Regions from separate parts of the Homo sapiens genome. Here region 2 is linked to region 1. Evidence: read pairs that join two places in POLR2A ChIA-PET (ENCODE). Cell type or tissue: endothelial cell of umbilical vein. All regions are shown on one strand. Links, peaks and the distances in the headings refer to the core of each region. The heading gives the core; the rest is flanking DNA.

Region 1 (11,232 bases), core at 4,138-9,137:
CTTTTAGGCTACTTATTTCAACTCTCTGACCCTTGGTTTCCTCACCTAAAAATGGGATCATAGAATATTTACTTTTGTGAAGATTTGTTGGGAGAAGCTCCTGTGAAGGATAGAGGGGAGAAGAGAACAGGAGTAGACAGGGATAACCTTCGGACAGCAGTATAGGTCTGACACCAGTGAAGAAAGGAAAGAAATTCAGTAAATGAGAGTTAATACTATTTTTTAAGTTGTCATGATCAGGTTAGCCATTGTTACTGAGTATTCTATGACTTTTCTGCATGGTGATTTTTTTTTTTTTCTTTTTGAGATACAGTCTCTCTCTGTTGCCCAGGCTGGAGTGCAGTGGCATGATCTCGGCTCACTGCAACCTCCACCTCCCAGGTTCAAGTGATCCTCCTGCCTCAGCCTCCTGAGTAGCTGGGACTACAGACATGCACCACCACACCCGGCTAATTTTTTTTTTTTTTTGTATTTTTAGTAGAGACGGGGTTTCACCATGTTGCCTAGGCTGCTCTTGAACTCCTGGCCTCACGTGATCCACCTGCCTTGGCCTCCCAAAATGCTGGGATTACAGGCATAAGACCATGCCTGGCCTGCATGGTGATTATTAACTGTTATGGGGGAGTATTGTCTGTCTCTACTGCCGTGAGGCGTGCTGCCTGTCATCAAGCTTTCTACCTAGGATACAAGTATTGTTCAATGTTGAGAACTAGATAGGCATATGGCATTTTTGTCACCTTCATTGAAATATAATTCACCCATTGAAAGTGTACAACTCAATGGTTTTTAGTACTGTATAGTCATAGAGGTGTGCAACCAGTTATAACCACAATCCATTTTAGGACATTTTCTTCATCACCCCAAAAAGACACTCTACCCACCAGCAGTCACTCCTGACTTTGACCGCAGAACCTTCTCCTAGGGATTGCTGTAGGCTATTACTAATCCACTTTTCTATCTCTGTGGGTTTCCTAGTTCTGAATATTTTATGTAAGTGGAGTCACACGATATGTGGTCTTTTGTGACTGGCTTCTTTCTATTTGCATAATGTTTTCAAGGTTCTTTCACGTTGTAGCACGTGTCAGTACTTCATTCTTTCTTATTGCCAAATAATATTCTATTATATGGCTATACCACATTTTATATATCACTTCCTCAGTTGATGGCCATTTGGGTTTTTTCTACTTTGGGGCTGTTAAATGAATACCACTGCTATGAACATTATTGTGCAAGTTTTTTGTGTGAACATGCTTTTAATTCTCTTGGATATAAACCTAGGAGTGGTTTATGACCAGTTAATTGCTGGGTCATATGGTAACTCCATGTTTAACTTTTTGAGGAACTTCCAAACTTCCACAAGGACTGCACATTTTAAATTCCCACTAGCAATATATGAGGATTTCAGTTTCTCCATTCCTTTGCCAACACTTGTTATGATTATCATCCTAGAGGCTGTGGAGTGGTATCTTATTACGGTTTTGATTTGCATTTTCCTGATGACTGATGGTGCTAAGCTCTTTTCATGTGCTTGTTGGCCATTTGTATATCTTCTGTAGAAAAATGTCTATTCAAGTCCTTTGCCCATTTTATAATTGGATTGTTTGTTCTTGTGTTACATGATTTCTTTATATATTCTGGATATTAGACTCTTATCAGATACATGGCTTTCATCTTTTTTAATTGCAAAAATAACATAAGTTTATCCCAAAAATTCAGATCCTACAGAAGTATAACGAAAAGTTCATTTATTGTTCCCCAGTTGTTCTTCCCAGAAGTAACCATTGTCAGTATATCCTTCCAGATTTCAAAAGATGAATATGCAAACCTAAATAAATATATTATATATATATATATATTTAGTTTACATAAGTGGGATGAAATGTCTACAATACCACAACTTGTTTTTTTCCCCCTTTGACTTAATATCTTGTGTACTTTTTAATTTTATCTTTTTGAGACAGGCTTTTACTTTGTCACTCAGGCTCGAGTACAGTGGCACAATCACAATTAGTGGCCCTAACCTCCTGGGCTCAAGCGATCCTCCCACTCAGCCTCCTGAGTAGCTGGGACTACAGGCATGAGCCACCAAGCCTGGCTAATTTTTAAATTTTTTGTAGAGATGAGGTCCCACAGTGTTTCCCAGGTTTTTCTTGAGCTCCTGGGCTCAAGCAATCCTCACCTCAGCTTCCGAAAGTTGTGTACGTATTTTCATGGTGATCGCATTGTTCTTTTGGCTGCCTAGAAATGCCCTTTTGAGATGGATTTAATACAGAGGAGGAAACTAGGGATCCGAAAGTTTAAGTAACTTGCTCATGGTCATAGATTAGTAAGTGAAGGAGCCGTTATTCAAACTTGAATCTGTCTGTTTCCAAAGCCCGGGCTCTTGCCATGTAATCACATTTGCTCCTTGGGCTGCCGACGTGAAACCTACTTCCTTTCAGTGGCCTGCCTGTGCTAGCTGCTATATTGCCTTGTGGATCTTGTTACAGAGTAGTGTCTATAGTTTGTACATTCCAGGAAGTACTGGTAATACCCTTTTCTACATCACACACACACACACAGAGTAGTGTCTGTAGTTTGTACATTCCAGGAAATACTGGTAATACCCTTTTCTAACACACACACACACACACACACACACACACACACACACCCTTTAGGGATATTGAAAGAAAAAAACTCTCAAAGATGAATGCCTCATGACCTGACTTGGGCTGGGGCAGCCACAAACTGCATTTGAGCAACTGCAGCTGCTTCTTTAGCCTTTTTATTCCCACTGCCTGCTTGCCATTGCTGCATTTGCAGAGTCATTCATTCTCCTGGTTTGTTCCAGTACACTGTTTCTTTCTACTTTCCAGGCCTGGGTAAGCCTTCATGCAGTTTTTGAACACCTGTCTTCTGCTCAGTGTTGCTTCCCACCTGGCCTGTGGCTTTTTAGGAGTGCATCTTGCTATTGCAGGTCCCAAGTGTGTGGAATGGGGCTCCTTCCCAGCGTAGATGTACCAATTGAAACACACAAGGATGTTCAGTCAAGAATCGAAAGCGTAGGATAGGCTGAAGAGCAAGTTGCCACCAACACTTATGCAAAAATTGCACCCAAAAGGACAGGCTACTCTTGTCTCTGCCCCTCCTCTCTTCTCCATGCCTTGTATCATGCACCTATTTATGGTACCTACCGGTTGACTACCACAGATCAGATCACTATTCCATTGCATTCCTCCATAAATTCCCTCTCTTCTTTCTCCTTACTGCTCTTGGACGTGTTGGGGAGTAGCATGAATTATATATCTAAGCCGGTCTTAATGTGAGAGTAGTACTGTTATTACCACCACTGGTAAGAATAGTTGCTAGATTTGTCTAGCACCAACAAGAGAGGAAATAGAGCAGAAGGCCTGGAATTTAGGAGTCAGGCTATACTGGACTCAAATCCTGTGTCTGCCAAGAACTTGTTGTGTGACCTTGGGCAGGTTACTTGATCTGTCTGAACCCCCACTTCCCACTTTTTTTTTTTTCCAGACAGGGTCTTGCTTTGTTACCCGGGCTGGGGTGCAGTGGCATGATCATAGCTCACTGCCACTTCGAATTCCTGGGCTCAAGGATCTTCCGGCCTCAGCCTTTCAAGTAGCTGGGAATACAGGCATGCCCCACTATGCCCAGCTAATTTTTTAAAAAAACCTTTGTAGCTGGGCACTCTCTCTCACACTTGTAATCCCAGCATCTTGGGATGCTGAGGCAGGTGGATCACCAGAGGTCAGGAGTTCGAGACCAGCCTGGCCAACATAGCGAAACCCCATCTCTACTAAAAATACAAAAATTAGCCTGGTGTGGTGGCACGTGCCTATAGTCCCAGCTACTCAGGAGGCTGAGGCAGGAGAATCACTTGAACCTGGGAGGCAGAGGTTTGCAGTGAGCCGAGATTATGCCACTACACTCCAGCCTGGGAGACAGACTGAGACTCATCTCAAAAAAAAAAAAAAAAAAAATTGTAACGATGGGGTCTCACCATGTTGTCCAGGCTGTCCACTTTCTAATCTGTAAAATCCAGGTACTAATACCACTAATGTCATAGGAATGTTATGAAGATTTACTGAGCTAATGCATGGAGAATGCATCAGCTCAGAGCTTGATACAGGGAAATGGCTCTGTAGCAGTTATCATTATTATTAGTACTGAAGGGGAGCAGATGACACTGGGGTCAGGTGGCTGGGCAAATATAAGTGGGCCTTGCTGTGATAATAATTTGGTCTCTCCTTATCTTCTTCTCTTGCTTTATTTTCTTCATACACTTTGTGTCACTTTATCTACTTAATTGTTTACTGTGTCTGTCTCTCTTTCACTAGAATGTGAGTGCTTTGAGAGGAGAGAGGAAGAGCTTTGTCAGTTTTGTTCATTGCTGTATTCCTAGGCCCTCAAACAGAGCCTAGCATGTAGTAAGTATGCAATAATGTAATCATTGTTTCTGGAACATTGTGCCAACTGTTGTTCCAGGTGCCATTTATGTATTAGCTAATATACTCGTAACAACTTTTGAGATCAGTATGTTATCTCTATCTTACAGATGAGGTAACTAAGTCACAGAGGAATGGGTTTTTTTGTGCCCAGTGTTACACAGTTAATAAGTAAAAGAACAGGCTGTCTTTCTCCAGAGCCTGGGCTTGTAGCCACTATGCTGTGTTCTCCCCCAGTAGGAAACATCACAATTACTTTTATTAATAATATTATTGATAACTTAAAATAGTTTATTACCTATATATGCAAAGTTCTTCAGCTGTCTTCTCTCATTTGCTCATAACACTGTGGAAAAATCCTGTATGGCCTCCCTCATCCCCCTGCACTTGACAGTTGAGGAAATAACAGATAATGTGTATTGAGTACATCCCATGTACCAGCACATTTATTAGCTTGTTTAATCCTCACAATAATTAAGTTGTTGTAAGAGGGACCGAATGGGAACAGAGGAGAACAGTGAAGTAAATGGTATTATACACATTTGACAGATGGAAAAACTGAGGCAGAGGTGAAATAACTTGCCCAGGGCCACAAAGCTAAAAACTGATAGATCTGGACCTCAAGCCCCAACAGTCTGACTTCAGAGCCCGTTCTCTTAAGTGCTTCACCTGACAACCTTGCGTTCAGAGAGGAAAAATTAAAGTCCACAGGTACTCAACTTGTAAGTGTCAGAGCTGGAATTGGAAATCAGGTTTGCTTTGACCACCAAACTTGTGCTTTTTCGCATGTATGATGGAGCTGAGGCAAGAGTTATGTCTACTCACCCCAAAACTTGGGTTTCCATCCTTCTGTGGCGACAGGGAAAGAGAAGACAAGTGACTTAAGACCACTCAGCTGGGAATGTGGAGCTGTGACCCCGACCTTAACCTCCTTTCTCATTTGGTCAGGCTGGGCTGTATTTCAGAATGGTATGTCTGGTTTAACCAGGCATCAGTCACAGAATGGTCCTTTGAAAGCAGGTGCCCAGTTGTGTCCCCAGAGAGAACCAAAATTACTACTGGTATTAGAAGTCCTTCCAAAATGTATGATTTCCTTGGGCTAAAGGGACACCTACAGAAGATCTAATGTCTTTATGAGACATTAATGTACGTAAAACAGGCTAGTGGGATGAGGCGAGGGTGGTGTCCCTAGAAGCATAGGAAATCTGGCTGGGCTACACAAACAAAAACATTTCCGTCAGGACCGGCAGCCCCAAGGCATGGGGCAGCTCCCACTGGCAAACAGTGAAGCAGGAACGTGGTGCTGCTGATTTCAGGCCCATGCTCCTGTAGGGGGGAGTCCCGGAAGCCCAGGGAGGAGGTGGCAAGGTTTCTGTCAGTGGCAATGTCAGGAATGTATCTTGATAGGCCATTCCTTGAAAGTGCAGCTTCCTTCTCCCTTAGCCTGCTCCCCACAGCTGCTGGAGCAGAATTCCTGTCCCCTGCTTTCCCCATTGCCTTCTGCTCTCCTCTGTTCCCATTCTGTTTCTCTCTGCTCACTATCTGCTCAGTTGCCTAAGCACCAAGTGGCTAAATCCTTTGTGACCATTTTCTCTCTCACCACTCGCATCCTATTCTCCCCAGGAGAGAAGTCCTGGAGATTCTGTAGTAAGAATAATTTACTCAGCTATCCTTTGTTGAGCTCTTACAATGCATACATATTGACAGCACGCCAAGTACTTATCCCCCATTATTTCATTTAATCCTCCCTTCCACCCTCTTTGTAATATTCTTACTCCCATTTTATGTAGGAGAAAACTGAGTTTGGAGAGGCTGAATAGCATACTCAAAATTCTGAAGCTAACAAGTGGCAGAGCTGGGATTTCAGCTTAGGTCTTTTTGGCCCTAAACCGTGTCCTTTCTACATTTTAAAGCCCCCTTCAAGTGTCCAAAGAGCCTTCTGAAGTTGAGTGTCTGTTGCATTAACAACTTTTTTGCTGTCATTACCTGAGCTGAGCCTGGCTTCCTCTGATATGCACCTGGTGTATAGCTTTGTACATGTGTTGCATTCTCATTGAAACAATAGGAAGTATCATTTCAGTCAGTGGGATTCTCTGTTGTGTGAGTTAGCAGTGGGGCATGCCCTCTGCTTATTGTTCATAGGAACATGCTCAAGGAATTTTTCAGGAAGGCCCCCATCCAGGATGTTACTGGAAGATCTGCCTGGTGGAGCTTGTACAAACAAAGTATGACCCTGCCAGCTCAGCCAAAACCCCTGCCTTGTGCTAGAGGCTCTCTGACCCTAGCGGAAAAGGCTTCCTCACCCAGCCAAGAAACTGCAACAGGGTGGGTCCTGAGCTCCCTGTCTACCTGCCTAAAGGCTCCTGGTCAGACTCTTGCCATGTATTTAGATCTGGTTTGTATATTGCTGTCTACACAAACTACAAATCTGATCAAGTTTCTTCTTATTTTAATGTAAAATATGCATTTTTAAAATGTACTGTTTTAGTCTTTTTTTTTTTTTTTTTTTAAGATGGGGTCAGGCCGGATGCGGTGGCTGACGCCTGTAATCCCAGCACTCTGGGAGGCCGAGGCAGGCAGATCACTTAAGATCAGGAGTTCGTGACCAGCCTGGCCAACATGGCGAAACCCCGTCTCTACTAAAAATACAAAAATTATCCAGGCATGGTGGCTTGTGACTGTAATCCCAGCTACTCAGGAGGCTGAGGCAGGAGAATCGCTTGAACCCAGGAGGCGGAGGTGGCAGTGAGCCGAGATCACACCACTGCACTCCAGCCTGGGTGACAGAGCAAGACTCCATCTCCAAAAAAAAAAAAAAAAAAAAAAAGATGGGGTCATGCTGTCTCATCCAGGCTAAAGTACAGTGGCATAATCATGGCTCATTGCAGCCTCAGACTCCTGGGCTCAAGTGATCCTTTCGCCTCAGCCTCCCAAGTAGCCGAGACTACAGGCGCATACCATGACACCTGGCTAATTTTATTGTGTGTTGTAGGGATGGGGTCTCACTGACTTGTCCAGGCTTGTATTTTAGTCATTTTTTAAGTGTACAGTTCAGTGACATTAAGTATATTCACATTGCTGTATAAGCAATCTCTAGAATGCTCTTCATCCTGCAAAGCTCTGTACCTATTAAACAACTCCCCACTTACCTCTTCCCCCAGCCCCTGGTAACTACTATTCTACTTTCCGTCTCTATGAATTTGGCAGCTCTTAAGAACTTCATGTAAGTGGAATCATACAATATGTGTCTCTGTGAGTCTGGCATATTTCACTTAGCATAATGTTTTTTATGCTAACTGTTTTTTATGCTAAGGTTCATCCATGTGATAGCACATATCACATTCTCATTTCTTTTTAAGGCTCAATAATATTATATGCATATACCATATTTTGTTTATTGAGCTGTCAGTGGATCTACTAAGACCTACTAAGACATTGAAGGGCTTACAAAGCCTTGCTCTTGCCAGCCTCTCCACCCTTCTCTTTTGGGATAGTCTTTGCCTTCTTCTTTCTATACTATCACCTTTTTTTCATCCTATAAGAGCTATATTCTTATATATGCTATTCCCTGTGGTGAGAATGATCTTCCACTATCCCCCCAACTCTTAGGCAACTTAAATATCACTTAGCCTCAGTATCTCCACATTTAGTTCCTGGGGTCCCACAAAGAAAGGTTGGTCAGACTCCTTTCCCCACTTAATTATTTTTGTAGAACCTCTATATGTCTTTATGGTGCATATTACCACTGTAATTTATTCATTAATTTGCATGTGTTTGTGTAATGACTGCCTTCCTTGCCAAATGGTAAACTCCTGTGTATTTAATGCTATCTCCCTTTTTTCTGTCATAATGTCTATAATGTAGGTGCCTAGTAAGTAGTTGTTGAATGAAGCTATAGATTGAATGAATGAATCCTGAAAAGAGAAAATTTCAGGGCTACATGCTGAGAGCGTTTGGATTTTAAAATGTCTGTGAGATGTTAAATTACCAGTGAGATCTCAAAAAGTCATCTTGCCATAGCATAGATCTTTGCTCTGTCATTCCTCTGTTGATTAAAAACTTTCATTATTTGAAGATGCTTCAGGGCTTCCAAAAATGTAACCAACAACAGCAGCAGAGACAGTTTACATTTCCTGAGTGTTTATTCTCTATCAGGCCTTGTACTGGATGCTTCCCATGTATTACCTCATCTAAATCTCACAATAACTCTGAAAGGGAGGTTCTGTTTCATTTGTTTGTTTTTAATTTCTGTTTCCAAATGAGAAGAGCAAGGCTCAGACGGTTTAAATAACTTGCATAGGGTCACTCAGCTTGTAAGTGGCAGGCCCAGAAGTGGGGTCGGATCTGAGTTTTGTAGCCTGGGATAGAGCCCACCGCTCCTCCTCATCAACTGAAGTAGTCTCTTTTTATCTGTTTTGCAAATGGGGCCTCTGCCTCAGTTTTCTTTGGAGCCAGGGGTTTGTGGCTAAAGAAGAATTTGAAAACTCCAGGCCTGTAGAGTATATTTGACTGGGATGTACCCTTTTCAGCTTCATGCTGTCCCTCCACTACATCTCCCACTGTGCTTCCCAAAATGCACTTTGCATTCTTCTGCAGCTAACAAGTTACTGTGCATCCATAAGGCGGTTTCCAAATCTCAAGATAGAAGTGTTGTGTTTTCTGTATGCTCCTTCCGCAGTAGATACTAGCAACAGTCATCCTCTTTCTACGTAGTGGCTGACAAGTTTGTCTCCACCACTAGTCTGAGCCTCTGGAAAAGGTGGGCCAGGTCTGCCTCTTCTGGAGCTCCTTGGTCTGGCCCAAGAACTGGCACAGAGCGTAGGAGGCTCAGTCAGTGCTTGATGGGTGAATGCACATCAACTTAAAGTGGGTACTCAGAACTAACCAGCTGAGTTCAGAAGCCTGGAATACAAACTCTAGTGCATACTCACAGAAACCCAGGAATGCAAGGTGGAGATGATCAGATGTATTAATCACATTTGGAAAAGAATGAAAATATTTCCATAATAAAATATGTTTATTTTCTAAAACAGATATGCCCTCATTGTTTCATGAGGAAGTAATTAAACATGTTTGATTAAAACATTCATAAACACTATCATTTATTCAAGGCTACTATATATGCTGCTCTCTTTATTGGTACTTTATCTGTTGTGTCTGCTTCTCCTAATCCTCCTGTAAGGTGTCTTTTTAAATCTTCATTTTAGAGATAAGGAAACTGAGGCTCACAGAGATTAAGTAACTTGCCCAAGGATAGTCAGCTTCTGAGCAATAGATACAGGTATGAACCTAGTCTGTCTGACTTCAAAACCAGTGCCTTGCCATCACCCTAACTGCTTCTGATCTTGTATTTTAGATACCTTTCAGCTCAGTACCCTGAACCAGCACACACATGCCCTTCTCCCCCTCAGCCCTCCCTGTGTCCAGCATGGTTTGTCTTCCTCCCTCCCTTTCTCCCTTCTCACTGCACTCCACTCTCCATTTCCTTGTAGTATCTTTTTGATTATTGCCTCTTTGCATCCTGAAATGGAAATATTTTTGACAATGTCAGTGATTGGACACGATTACATGTGGAAACTGGTGTTAATAGTGTGGTAATGTCACATTTGCATTAATAAATACAAAGTAATACATTTTATTAAGGCCAAATTACCTATATTATGATTTTGTTTTCTTTCTGTAGCCTTTAATTCTTAAGATTTTTTTGAGTCTCATTTTATATTTTTTAATGTATGTTTTTTCCTCCATTTAAAATATAACATTGTAGTGAAAAGAAAAGTTGATCAGATAATTTTTTTTCTTTGATTAAGCATTTTCTAAACAGTGAGATACCTATTTGAAATTATGTGAAATGCAATATTGAAATACTTCAGTATGTTCTTTTTGGAGAAGTTTATGAGGTTTCTTAAAGACTTAGATTCATTTATTTTCTGCCCCTCTTAGTATTTCAGCAGGATTAAGTTCTTGAATCAGTGGATCAAGTTTTAATTTTCCTGTTCCTTCCTTATACTGACATATGCTTTGGCAGAACAAAAAAGAGACCTAAACATGTCAGCATGATTTTTGTTCAATGAATTAAAAACCATAAAAGTAACAAGATCTGATCCAAATCCCTAAACTCCTGACATGGTGGTTTTGTGCTTTTTAGTCCCAAGCTTCATATTACTGACTTTGAAGAGCTTTCTGCCTGGAAGCAGAAGTAATGGCAGCAGTGCATAATTTACTTGAAATAGATTACAAGAGTAAAAAGAATACAGGCCAGAAAGATCGGGGTTTGAATCCCAGTTCTCTCACTCATGCTCATGGGCAAGTCACTTAACATCTGTGAGCCTGTTTCCTCATTTGAAGAGTTGTGAGGATTCAATGAAGTAACACACTTAAAGTACTCATGTGGCATAGAACGGTTTAATAATAGTAGTAATTAGACTCATTGTTGTTTTGAGAATACCTTCAAATAGCTGAATCCAAAAGGATTTACGTAAATACAACTGTTCACTTCAGAGCTTATTCTTTCTCAAAATTCTTTAATTTTTTTTCTCAGCAGAGAAAATGTAAGGTAGATGTTACTAAATCTTTAACAGCTGCTCATCACTATTCCACACTGAACATGTACCCAGAACTTAGGATTGTCCTTCCTTGAGCAAGAACCGTGTTGATTTGAGAGTAAGGAAGCATAAGCATGTCCATTTCAGGACCCAGGGGGCAGAGGAATGCTGTCATACTAAGACCATTGGCTTTTGTGACAGGCCAGCTTGGGTTTGACTGGGTCTGACTTTGTATAAGG
Region 2 (11,232 bases), core at 3,530-8,529, 140 kb after region 1:
ACCTCCCCCATGATTCAATTAGCCCCCACTGGGTCCCTCCCATGACATGTGGGGATTATGGGAACTATAGTTCAATATGAAATTTGGGTGGGACACAGCCAAACCATATTACAGGCCAAATATATGCCTTCCCAATGTACTTCCTGGAGTAGAAACAGTAATGAGGTGAAAAAAAGCAAGGGTATTACATTAATTAAACTCTCTTCATGTGGAAGGAAAGATCACCAATAGAAATAAAGCACTCCTGCCAAACAGTGACATTTAGTCTTCCTGCTTTTAGATGTTCACTTACAATATCAATTTTTCTACTACATTCTCAAGTTTTCATTTCTTACCACAGGATCGATATCTTCTGAGCCAAATGAGGCTGACATTTATTTACAGTGGAAAGCTCTATGGCCCAATAAAATTATAACCAATGTCTAAAACTGGTACATTTTCTAGATTTTGTGTGATTTGGACATACACCTTGTTACAAAATATCACTGTTTTCAGTTCTGAAAATAAGGAGTCTGAAACTCTTTAATATTAAACAGTTTTTCTGAGTTGTAAGTGACCTTTGATATCCTCTATTCAACTGCTGCCCGATGTATAAACTGTCTTTATCATACCCTCTTCTAGGGGTGGTGGACGTCACCTTTCAACAACTCTGACTTTTGAGTGTTTTCCTTACAATGTGCCAGGAATTTCTCTCCCAATTCTTACACATATTGGGTCTTGTTCTATTTTCAAAAGTCATTCAGAATAAACTTCAACACAAAAGATGATCTGCTTCTGGAAATAGGCAGATAGATCGATGGTAATGATGTTGGAAATATAGATACCTGTAGGGCAAATGACCCCAAAAGGAAGCTCAAGAAGAATGATGTACCAAGTGTTGTTGGGGGAATGGAGGGAAGGAAGCCAGGGTAGAGACACAGAAGTGGAACACACATGATACATGTTAGAGAGACTGTGAAGTGTCTGATAAAGGAGAAACTAGCAGCAGGGGGCTGAGCTATGCAAAACACGGAGGACAATGGAAGGGATTTTTGGCTGTGGGAATCAGGGTGGCTAGAGTTAGAAGCACATGGTGGGGAGAGGAGCAGGTGTTGCTCAAATTAGAACAGTTTTTCAATTTTTTTCCATTCTATTATCTGTCAGCATGGGCTTTGTTTCTTCAAGGATCTTCATGATCTTAGCTCCTAACTCTCTTGAATCTTGTAACTCTTTATACTTCCTCCATCAACACTCTGGGAAAAGCCATCATTTCCCATCTAGATTATTGTGGTTTCATTTTAATGATGTATTTGGCATTTCCATATCCCCTCTCGAAACCTGCTCTTCCATCCATTCTCTGCACTGCAACTACAGTGATCTTTTAGTAATCAATATTTAATCATCTAACTTTTTAGATTAAAGTCTGTGTTAGTTTTCTGGGGCTGCTGTGACTAAATACCATTGCCTCTGGTAGATTAAAACAATAGAGATTTGTTCTCTCACAGTTCTAGAGGCTAGAAGTCAAATATCAGGGTGTCAGCAGGGTTGGTTCCTCCTGGAGGCTCTGAGGGAGAGTCTGTTCATGCCTCTCTCCCAGCTTCTGGTGGTTGTGGGCAATCTTTATTGTTCCTCATCTGGTAGATGCAACACTTCAGTCTCTGCTTCTGTCTTCATGTGGCTGTGTTCTAGAGGCATTGGTTTCCACCCCTTTGCAAATCTGTGTCCAAATTTCTCTCTTCTTATAAGGACACCAGCCATCAGGTTAAGGCCCACTTTAATCCACTATGGCCTTGTCTTTTTGATTACATCTGCGTAGATGACTCTATTTTCAAATAAGGTCACATTCTGAGGTTTAAGGTGGGCATAAATTTTTGGGGAACACTATTCAACCCCACACAAATCCTCTCTTCATTTAGTAAATATTGATTGAGTCCCTACTCTGTTTCAGGAATTCCAAAGCCCATTGATGACTTCCCAAAAGTGATGACTGAGCTGATTTTCAAAGGGCAATAGACAAGTAGAAGAAGCATCCAGGATGAGGACACCATGAATGAGCCAATGTAGGCAGGAGCCTGGCACATTGAAGAAGCAAGATGAAGCCCCTGGGGAAAGTAGGCATGGGAAGAAGAGCTAATCAGCATTTATCAAAGGATAAATTTGGCTACCTACATTGGCTCATGATGTCCTCTTCCAGGATGCTTCTCCTACTTGTCTGTTGTCCTTTGGATGTCATCTCAGCCATCACTTTTCTGGAATAAGGCACCCTGTTATATGCACTCATAGAATTCTGTTCCCTTCCTCTATAACTCGTATGATGATTTATAATTACTCATTAATTAATATGATTAACATTTGTCATCTCCTTGACCTAATACACAGGGATCTTGTTTCCTTTACCTCACCACTATATTCCTGGAGCTTAGTACTATGTCTGGCACATCGTGGGTGGCCACTAAATATTTGTTGAAAAAATGAAGTCACACCTGGCATTGAAGCTAGGGGCACCTCCTGGCAAAAGCCAGAATAACTGGGTGTAAAGCTGAAAGTAGTGACTATGCAGTGTATTCCTGACTTGCCTATTTGTATAGAACTTGTGTCTAAGATTCCTGATGAGGTGGTTGACTAGTCTGTGTTCTGGTCACAGGTTTATCTGAGCTACAAACATGGACTGGACATGGCCCTTGAGTCCTGATTTTCCACACCCAACCTATGGTCACATCCTGGAGATTCTGCCTCTCCCACGTCTCTCAGTCTGTTCACCTCTCTCCATGTCAGCTCTTCCTGCCCTTATGGAGACCTTTATCATGTCTTGTCTCCAAACCAGGCTCCTTGCAGAGATGACGGCCCCCTTTCAATCCATTCTCTACATTGTAGGCAAATCAGTTTTTATAAAATGCAAGTTTGAATACATCATTGTATTATCTTGATAGGGCTGCAGTAACAAAGTACCACAAACAGAATGGCTTAAACAACAGAAGTGTATTTGTATTGTCTCACAGTTCTGGAGGCTGGAAGTCCGAAATTGAGGTGTTGTCAGGATTGGTTCCTTCTGAGGGCTGTGATGGAAGGATCTGTTCTGAACCTTTCTCTCTGGCTTGTAGATAGCTGTCTTCTCTCTGTGTCTCTTCATATTGCCTTCCTTTATGCACATGTGTTTCTGTTTCTGTATTCAAACTTCTCCTCTTTATAAGGACACCAGTCGTGTTGGATTATGACCCACCCTCATGACCTTATCTTAACTTGATTATCTCTCTAAAGGGCCCATCTCCAAATAATGCCACATTCTGAGGTACTAGGGGTTAGGACTCCAACATATTTTTTTTGGAAGGGGCACAATTCAGCCATAACAGTGATGTTTGTGCTGCACAAGCTTCTCCATGGCCTGCAGACTTAAAGCTAATCTCCTTCCCATGATGGGCTCCTGCTGGGCTCTGCTCCATCTTTTGCCTTTCTCCCTGACTTCTTGCATTCCATGTGCCCATTGTAAAATATTTCTTGCTGCTTCTTGCCTTAGGGACTTACTATTCCATCTGCCTGAAAATGCCCGTTCCCTCTCTCTGTTAGCCCTGGTGATTAGTCCTCACCCTTTGCCTCAGATTAGATATTGCATCCTTTTGGAAGCCTTCCTGATGTTCCTCCACGATAGGCAACCCTCTCACACACACGACCTGGAACTAAATCAGTACTTACAACACTGTCTTCCCCACTAGACTGTGAGCTGCCTGAATACAAGAACTGTGTCTGGTTCCTTGTTACCCCATCCCACCTGGCATGGTGCCTGGGACACAATGGTCCCTTGATAAATATTTTCGAGATGAAATAATGCTTAGATGGACATTTATAATTATGAACAGATGTAAAGAAGAAATGCAACAGACCTCAAGCCACTATCTAAAGAGCAGCATTCCATTTAAGTCACTACAGATGGGACAGAGACCAACCAGAATGGCGGGAACCCCTCTCCTTGAAGGTGCCTCTTGGTCTCTTACAGCTTCAACTTTAAAACAGACTCCTAGGGACTCTGAGTTGGAGAAATTCCTAGAGATCCATTAGGATCATTTTAAAGAAGGGAGAAATTGGAGCATGATGGGAGGAAGAACCTTAATTATCCTGACATTTTTATTGTTAGTCAAGACTGGTACCTGGACTTCTTGGCTTCTCCATGAAAAGAGTAAATGGTTTGCCTGTAATAGAGGTCATGTGCATGGAGGTTAAGAGAATGGGTGCTGGTCCACTTTTTAGGTATATGGTCCTGCCTCTTATCAGGCAAGTGATCTAGGGCAAGTCACCTAACCTCTCTGTGACACGGTTTCTCCATCTGTGAAGTGGGGACAATGGGAGTACCTATCTCAAAGTTGAGAAGATTTGCTGAACAAAAGCATGTTAAAGCACAATGCCCAGCAGGTGGTCAACATCCCCATCCCCAAATGTTAGTATTTATACTATGAGGAAGAGAAAATATTTTAGTAAAGTAACCAGTCATAGCTAAATCTTGGAAGCCTGCCTGGTCTGCACTTAGATTAACCAAACATGTAAAAATCAGAGGTTTAGTCATAGTGACCCCTCATTCCTTTCTGTACACATGGATAGTGCTTGATTTCATTGGGTTCATTTGGACAATAACACATGAATAAGCCTTTCCTGATTCACTGGGGTCTTATCAAAACACTCAGAGTGATTTTTTGCCCATGTTTGACTCATGGACATTTTGGAACCCACCATTCTCCCATGGAGGGCAGTGAGGAAGGCATACATGATAGACGGGGCTATTTAGTCATGGCGCCTCCTGTGTCCAGATGTTTTATTTCCACTGTCCAGAAGCAGAAGCCTTTTCCACACTGTGTCTGCAAATTTATTCAGAAACCACACTTCAGCTGAAGGCTCCAGCCACCTGACATTTCCCACTCATTAACTCCCTAGGGGAGAACAAGGATACAAGAAGAGGGAAGCAGAGTGACAGTGGTCATAGGTTTTCCTGATACTGCTTCAGATCCCTGACTCATTCCCCACCTCTGGTCCCCAGCACCATCCTAACTTCCCATCCTAGCAGACAGAGTGACCCAGAACCACTGAGTGAGGACCTGTGTGGTCTGGAGACCCTGTCCCAACTGTAATGCTTTAACCTTCCTTTGCCAGGCCTCCTTAGGGCCCTTTGTGCTCCAAGGGAACAGGGTAGTCTCTCTCCCAGCTCTTCCCTCAGGGAACTCTGCTCTATGACTTCTCCAATTTGTTTTGTTTTGTTTTGTTTGTTTCTTTTTTTTTTCTCTGAGATAGAGTCTGGCTCTGTCACCCAGGCTGGAGTGCAGTGAAGTGATCTCCGCTCACTGCAACCTCTGCCTCCTGGACTCAAGTGAGCCTCTCACCTCAGCCTCCTGAGTAGCTGTAACTACAGACATGTGCCACCACACTTGGCTAATTTTTGCATTTTTTTTTGGTACAGACAGGGTTTTGCCATGTTGCCTAGGCTGGTCTCAAACTTTTGGGCTCAAATGATCCACCCGCCTTGGTCTCCCAAATTGCTGGGATTACAGGCGTGAGCCATCATGCCTGGTCAACCTTTTCCAAGCTTAGCAAGCAAAGGACAGCCCAAGGAGATGGAGCATGTCATTGCCTCTTCCCTAGTACTGAGAATATTCCCAGAGCTTTCATGGTCATATCTCAGAGGTGTGACTCAGCTTCCCCATTTGTAGGTAACTCAGGTTGAGGAACAGGAGTGAGTATTTTGGAATATGAGGGATGTCTATAAAAGTGAAATGCTATTTTGTCTTTTGGTATGGGATAGCTTAATATTGGGGGACAATAGTTTTCAGGTAATGGAATAGTGTGGCTTGGTTGTGTGTGTGTGCGTGTGTGTGTGTGTGTATTTATGCTAGTCCAGGGACAAGTGATGAAGGTAGATTAGAGTTATGTTGGTTTACAAATTCTATCAGGTTCTTTGGATTCTCGGGATATTGACAATGTCGGGGGCTCTTTAAGTGCTGAATTTTCAGCATGTAGTAAGAATAGTTTTACATGATTTATCTATTGGGGAAACTCTAAGAATTGTTCCAGTTTTAGTTGCAATAGTGGCCCTCCAGCTCCTTCCAGTTACTGGCCTCTGACAGAGCAGGAGTACTGTTATCTTGGACAAACAGCTCCACTTTAAGTTCCAGCTCCCTTTCTAACCTCATGCATTTCAAGGAAATCACTTATCTTCTAACAATAAGCAGCCAGAAAGAGCAGACGGTAAAACACAGATAAGACAGCTTGGGCACAGAGAGAGGGGGAAAGTCTCTTGGGTAACCACCAAACTTCACACTCACAATGGGCCCCAGTAAAACAGTGGGTCCTAATAAGTACATTCCTTTCCCTTTAGGTGCACGAAGATAGGGAAGCTAAAAGCAGACTCAGGGGGTATGCCTGCAGCTGCAGGAAGATGTGTGGGAACAGACACAAAAACCCTCCCTCCCAGATAAGCAAGACAGACAAACATTCCAAGCCCGTGATAAGCTCTTCTGCCTTGAACCCTTAAAACCTCTCAGTCTGTAAGAGAGAATGCCTCTGACCTAACTTGGCCAGAAGCCCCTCTCAGGTTTATTCTCCAAAATAAACCTCTCTTTGACTGTTGAGCCACTTTTTGTGTTTCTTTCTTCTTTCTTTAATTCTTGTAGCCTCTGTTACTGGGCATGGAGTCATCTGTCTTCTATGGAGCACCTCTGTCTTTTGGTCAAAGAGGGAAAATGAAATCCTGGCCCTATGGATACTGGGAAGCATACTCAAGTATCTCTGTACGTATCAAATGAGACAAGGGCTTGTTCAGGAGAGACACTAGACTTTCTGTTAATCTATACTTTGGGATTCCTGGAAGTTGCATTCTGAGATGCTCCAGATTCACATGAAAAAAAAAACAAGCCAAGTGCTTGACTGGCTGGGTTTCTTTCCTCCGCTCCTCCTTCCTTTCCTTATTTGCTCTCTCCTTTCCTTTCTTCCTTCCTTCTCTTTCTTTTCTTTTTCTGTCTCATCCTGTTCTAAAAACAATAGGGTTGTTTAGAAGGATACATACAACAGACAAGATAAAATAAATTAAAAATAGTCGAGGCTGAGTGCTGTGGCTCACATCTGTAATCTCAGCACTTTGGAAGACCAAGGCGGGAGGATTGGTTGAGCCCGATGAAGGGAGCCAGCCCCTGCACACCTGTGGGTATTTCTTGTCAGGTGGGATGAGAGACTGAGAAAAGAAATAAGACACAGAGACAAAGTATAGAGAAAGAACAGTGGGCCTAGGGAACTGGCACTCAGCCTGCGGAGGACTTGCACTGGCACCGGTCTCTGAGTTCCCTCAGTATTTATTGATTACTATTTTCACTATCTCAGCAAGGGGAATGCGGCAGGAGAACAGGGTGATAGTGGGGAGAAGGTCACCAAGAAAACATATGTGCAAAGGAATCTGTGTCACAAATAAATTCAAGGGAAGGTACTATGCGTGGATATACACGTAGGCCAGATTTATGCTTTTCTCCACCTAAACATCTTAGTGGAGTAAAGAGTAACAGAGCAGTATTGCTGCCAGCACGTCTTGCCTCCCACCATAGGGCAGTTTTTCTCCTACCTCAGAATAGAACAAATGTACAATCGGGTTTTATACTGAGACATTCAGTTCCCAGGGGCAGGCAGGAGACGGAGGCCTTCCTCTTATCTCAACTGCAAGAGGCCTTCCTCTTTTACTAATCCTCCTCATCACAGACCCTTCACGGGCGTCAGGCTGGGGGATGGTTAGGTCTTTCCCATCCCAAGAGGCCATATCCAGGCTATCTCAGTAGGGAGAAACCTTGGACAATACCTGGCTTTCCTGGGCAGAGGTCCCTGCGGCTTTCTGCAGTGCATTGTGCTCCTGGTTACTCGAGAATGGAGAATGGTGATGACTTTTACCCAGCATACTGCCTGTAAACATACTGTTAACAAGGCACATCCTGCACAGCCCTAGATCCCTTAAACCTTGATTCCATACAACACATGTTTCTGTGAGCTCAAAGTTGGGGCAAAGTTACAGATTAACAGCATCTCAAGGCAAAACAATTTTTCAGGGTACAAGTCAAAATGGAGTTTCTTATGTCTTCCTTTCTACATAGACACAGTAACAGTCTGACCTCTCTTTCTTTTCCATACACCCAGGAGTTTGAGACCAGCTTGGGCAACAGAGCAAGACGCCGTGTCTACAAAAAAAAAAAAAAAAAACAAGCGATAATAAGTAAAAAAAAAAAGTAGGGTAAGAACAAGATGACGTTTCTGCAAGGTGAGTATACAAAATCAGTGGGAAGGCGGGGTCTTATGTAGGGATTGATGAGACACAACAGGCTTCACCCAGCACCACAATTTATATAGCTTTACAGTAGTACAAATGATGGGCACCACACTATGCACTGCAACAGCACCGTGGAGGCCTTGCTTATCCTCTGCTCATCTTCCTGTATCTACAATCATTTCACACTGGAATATGAATGGTCACAGAGACAGCCAGACTATCTCAGCTTGGGCATTGCACCAGATCTGGGGCTTGTTTGGCTTTTACATCTTGATGGTCATGTAGCCCTCTCTGAGATGTATTTCTTTATTTTAGTTTATTTTTTTCTGAGACAGAGTCTCGCTCTGTCGCCCAGGCTGGAGTGCAGTGGTGCGATCTCGGCTTACTGCAAGCTCTGCCTCCTGGGTTCACGCCATTCTCCTGCCTCAGCCTCCCGAGTAGCTGGGACTACAGGTGCCCACCACCATGCCCAGCTAATTTTTTGTATTTTTAGTAGAGACAGGTTTTCGCCATGTTAGCCAGGATGGTCTCGATCTCCTGACCTCGTGATCCTTCCGCCTCGGCCTTCCAAAGTGCTGGGATTACAGGCATGAGCCACCGCGCCCGGCCTATGAGATGTATTTCTATCTATCATTTTTCTGTGCAGCTGCCTCTTGTCAATTACTAGCAATTGCTGGTTATCCAGTTACTAGTTAACAAATCAACAAAGAGGTGCAGCATGCTGGTTCACTATATAGCCGGATCCTAGTTTATCATAGATCGGGTATGCTGTACATTCTTTGAATTACTGTTGCGTGAAATAAAACTGAGAGTCAAGTCCTCAGGTTTTCTTGAGGCTGAAAAAAAGATTATACTCCATCTGTTAATCTTTCCTCCCAGTTTACCTCTGACTTTTGTCAATACTTCTTTGCCATATGTTCCTTGGGCATTTAAAAGATAATTATATATATTAATTGACAAATAATAATTGTATATATTTATGTGGTACAATGTGATGTTTTGATCTATGTATACATTGTAGAAAGGTTAAATCAAGCTAATTACCATATCTAACATTTCATCTACTTATCATTTAAAAAATAATTCTTGGCCGTGCATGGTGGCTCATGCCTGTAATTCTCAGCAATTTGGGAGGCTGAGATGGGCAGATCACTTGACACCAGGAGTTTGAGACCAGCCTAGGCAACGTGGCGAAACTCCGTCTCTACTAAAAATACAAAAATTAGCTGCGCTTGGTGGTGCACACCTGTAGTCCCAGCTACTAGGGCGGCTGAGGCACGCAAATCACTTGAACCTGGAAGGTGGAGGTTGCAGTGAGCCAAGATTGCACTTCTGCACTCCAGCCTGGGTGACAGAGCAAGACACTGTCTCAAAAAAAAATCTTTAAAAAGTTTTATTTAATTGTAATTGACAAATAATAAACATATATATTTGTGAGGGTATAATGTGATGTTTCTACACACGTACACATTATGTAATGATCAAGTCAAGCTAATTATCATATAATCACCTCAAATGCTTATCATTTCTTTGTGGTGAGAACATCTAAAATCTACTCTTTCAGCCATTTTGAAATCTGTAATACGTTGGTGTTCACTATAGTCATCATACTGTGCAACAAATCCCGGAACCAGTCCTCCTGTTGAACGGAAACTATGTACCCTTTAAGCAGTGTTTTGCTTTTCCCTGTCCATTCCCCCATCCCCCTCCTCTGCTAACCACTGTTCTACTCTTTACTTCTATGAATTTGACTGTTTTAGATTTCACATATAAGTGAGATCATGTGGTATCTGCTTTTCTGTGCCTGGCTTATTTCACTTAATATAATGTCTCCTAGATTCACCCATGTTGTCACAAATGACAAAATCACCTAGTTTAGAAAGTGATCCTTAATGTAGTAACTTCTATAACATTTTATGCACAAAAATACATTTTAAAACTCTGCAACCATGAGGACCATATTATTCAATGAGCAGTTGGAATTCTTTCCCAAGAATCACATTGAGCCATGAGTATATTTACTTAAAAATTTCTGATATATCTTTTTTAGTTGGACTATCTTCTCTCTTCCCTTTTTCTCCACTATCACCTGCATTATTATTATTATTATTATTATTATTATTATTATTATTATTATTATTTTGAGATGGAGTTTCGCTCTTGTTACCCAGGCTGGAGTGCAATGGCGCGATCTCAGCTCACTGCAACCTACACCACCCGGGTTCAAGTGATTCTCCTGCCTCGGCCTCGTGAGTAGCTGGGATTACAGGCATGCGCCACCAAGCCCAGCTAATTTTGTATTTTTAGTAGAGATGGGGTTTCTCCATGTTGGTCAGGCTGGTCTCCAATTCCCAACCTCAGGTGATCCTCCAGCCTTGGCCTCCCAAAGTGCTGGGATTACAGGCGTGAGCCACCATGCCTGGCCTCACCTGCATTTTTACAGGCTTCAACAGAGGTGTTGAGCTGCATATGTCACTTTTTAAAAGCTAAATTTACTTCTTTCTTTGGCCAATAGATCTCCATGAGTATTGCATCAACTGGAAGTTTTAGTTTGACTTCTCAAAATACCTTTTTATTCTGGCAACCATTTTCATTTATTTTTTATAAAGTAGCCTACAAATTCTTTATTACCTGTAGCAGAAAGATTAGACAATGTTCAGGACATTAATATAATCATGTCAATTTCCTAGCCTTCTCAGCAAAAATACCATTTTCTCATACACATTTCCCATAACTGGTGTAATTACTGGAGGTCATTGCTCAGTAAAGTCCAGGTTCCCTCTGGTCTGGGGGCATAATTACACTTCACCCACCAAGGAGTAATTTTTTTTTTCTTTGAGACGGAGTCTCGCTCTGTCGCCCAGGCTGGAGTGCAGTAGTGCGGTGTTGGCTCACTGCAAGCTCCGCCTCCCGGGTTCACGCCATTCTCCTGCCTCAGCCTCCCGAGTAACTGGGACTACAGGTGCCTGCCA

The links. Peaks named below come from ENCODE experiments on the same cell type or tissue, not always from the same donor. Only the 100,000 strongest peaks of a DNase experiment are listed, where the experiment ranks them.
Region 2: POLR2A ChIA-PET joins it to region 1 with 5 read pairs; 2 of 35 experiments call an interaction of 5 or more read pairs at or near these places.

The regions. Positions count from the first base shown.
Region 1 is chr9:122,301,448-122,312,679 of GRCh38, forward strand. All of the region lies in intron 5 of MRRF (mitochondrial ribosome recycling factor), which reads left to right. Among named protein-coding and RNA genes, the nearest start is that of MRRF, 42 kb to the left of the region's middle. In endothelial cell of umbilical vein, for the core only: no CTCF peak of the experiment used is centred there; DNase peaks (open chromatin) are centred at 4,474, 5,694 and 6,654; H3K27ac peaks cover 2,916 bases.
Region 2 is chr9:122,440,800-122,452,031 of GRCh38, forward strand. It overlaps a transcript of OR1J2 not described here. Among named protein-coding and RNA genes, the nearest start is that of OR1J1, 32 kb to the right of the region's middle. In endothelial cell of umbilical vein, for the core only: no CTCF peak of the experiment used is centred there; DNase peaks (open chromatin) are centred at 4,592 and 6,192; H3K27ac peaks cover 1,702 bases.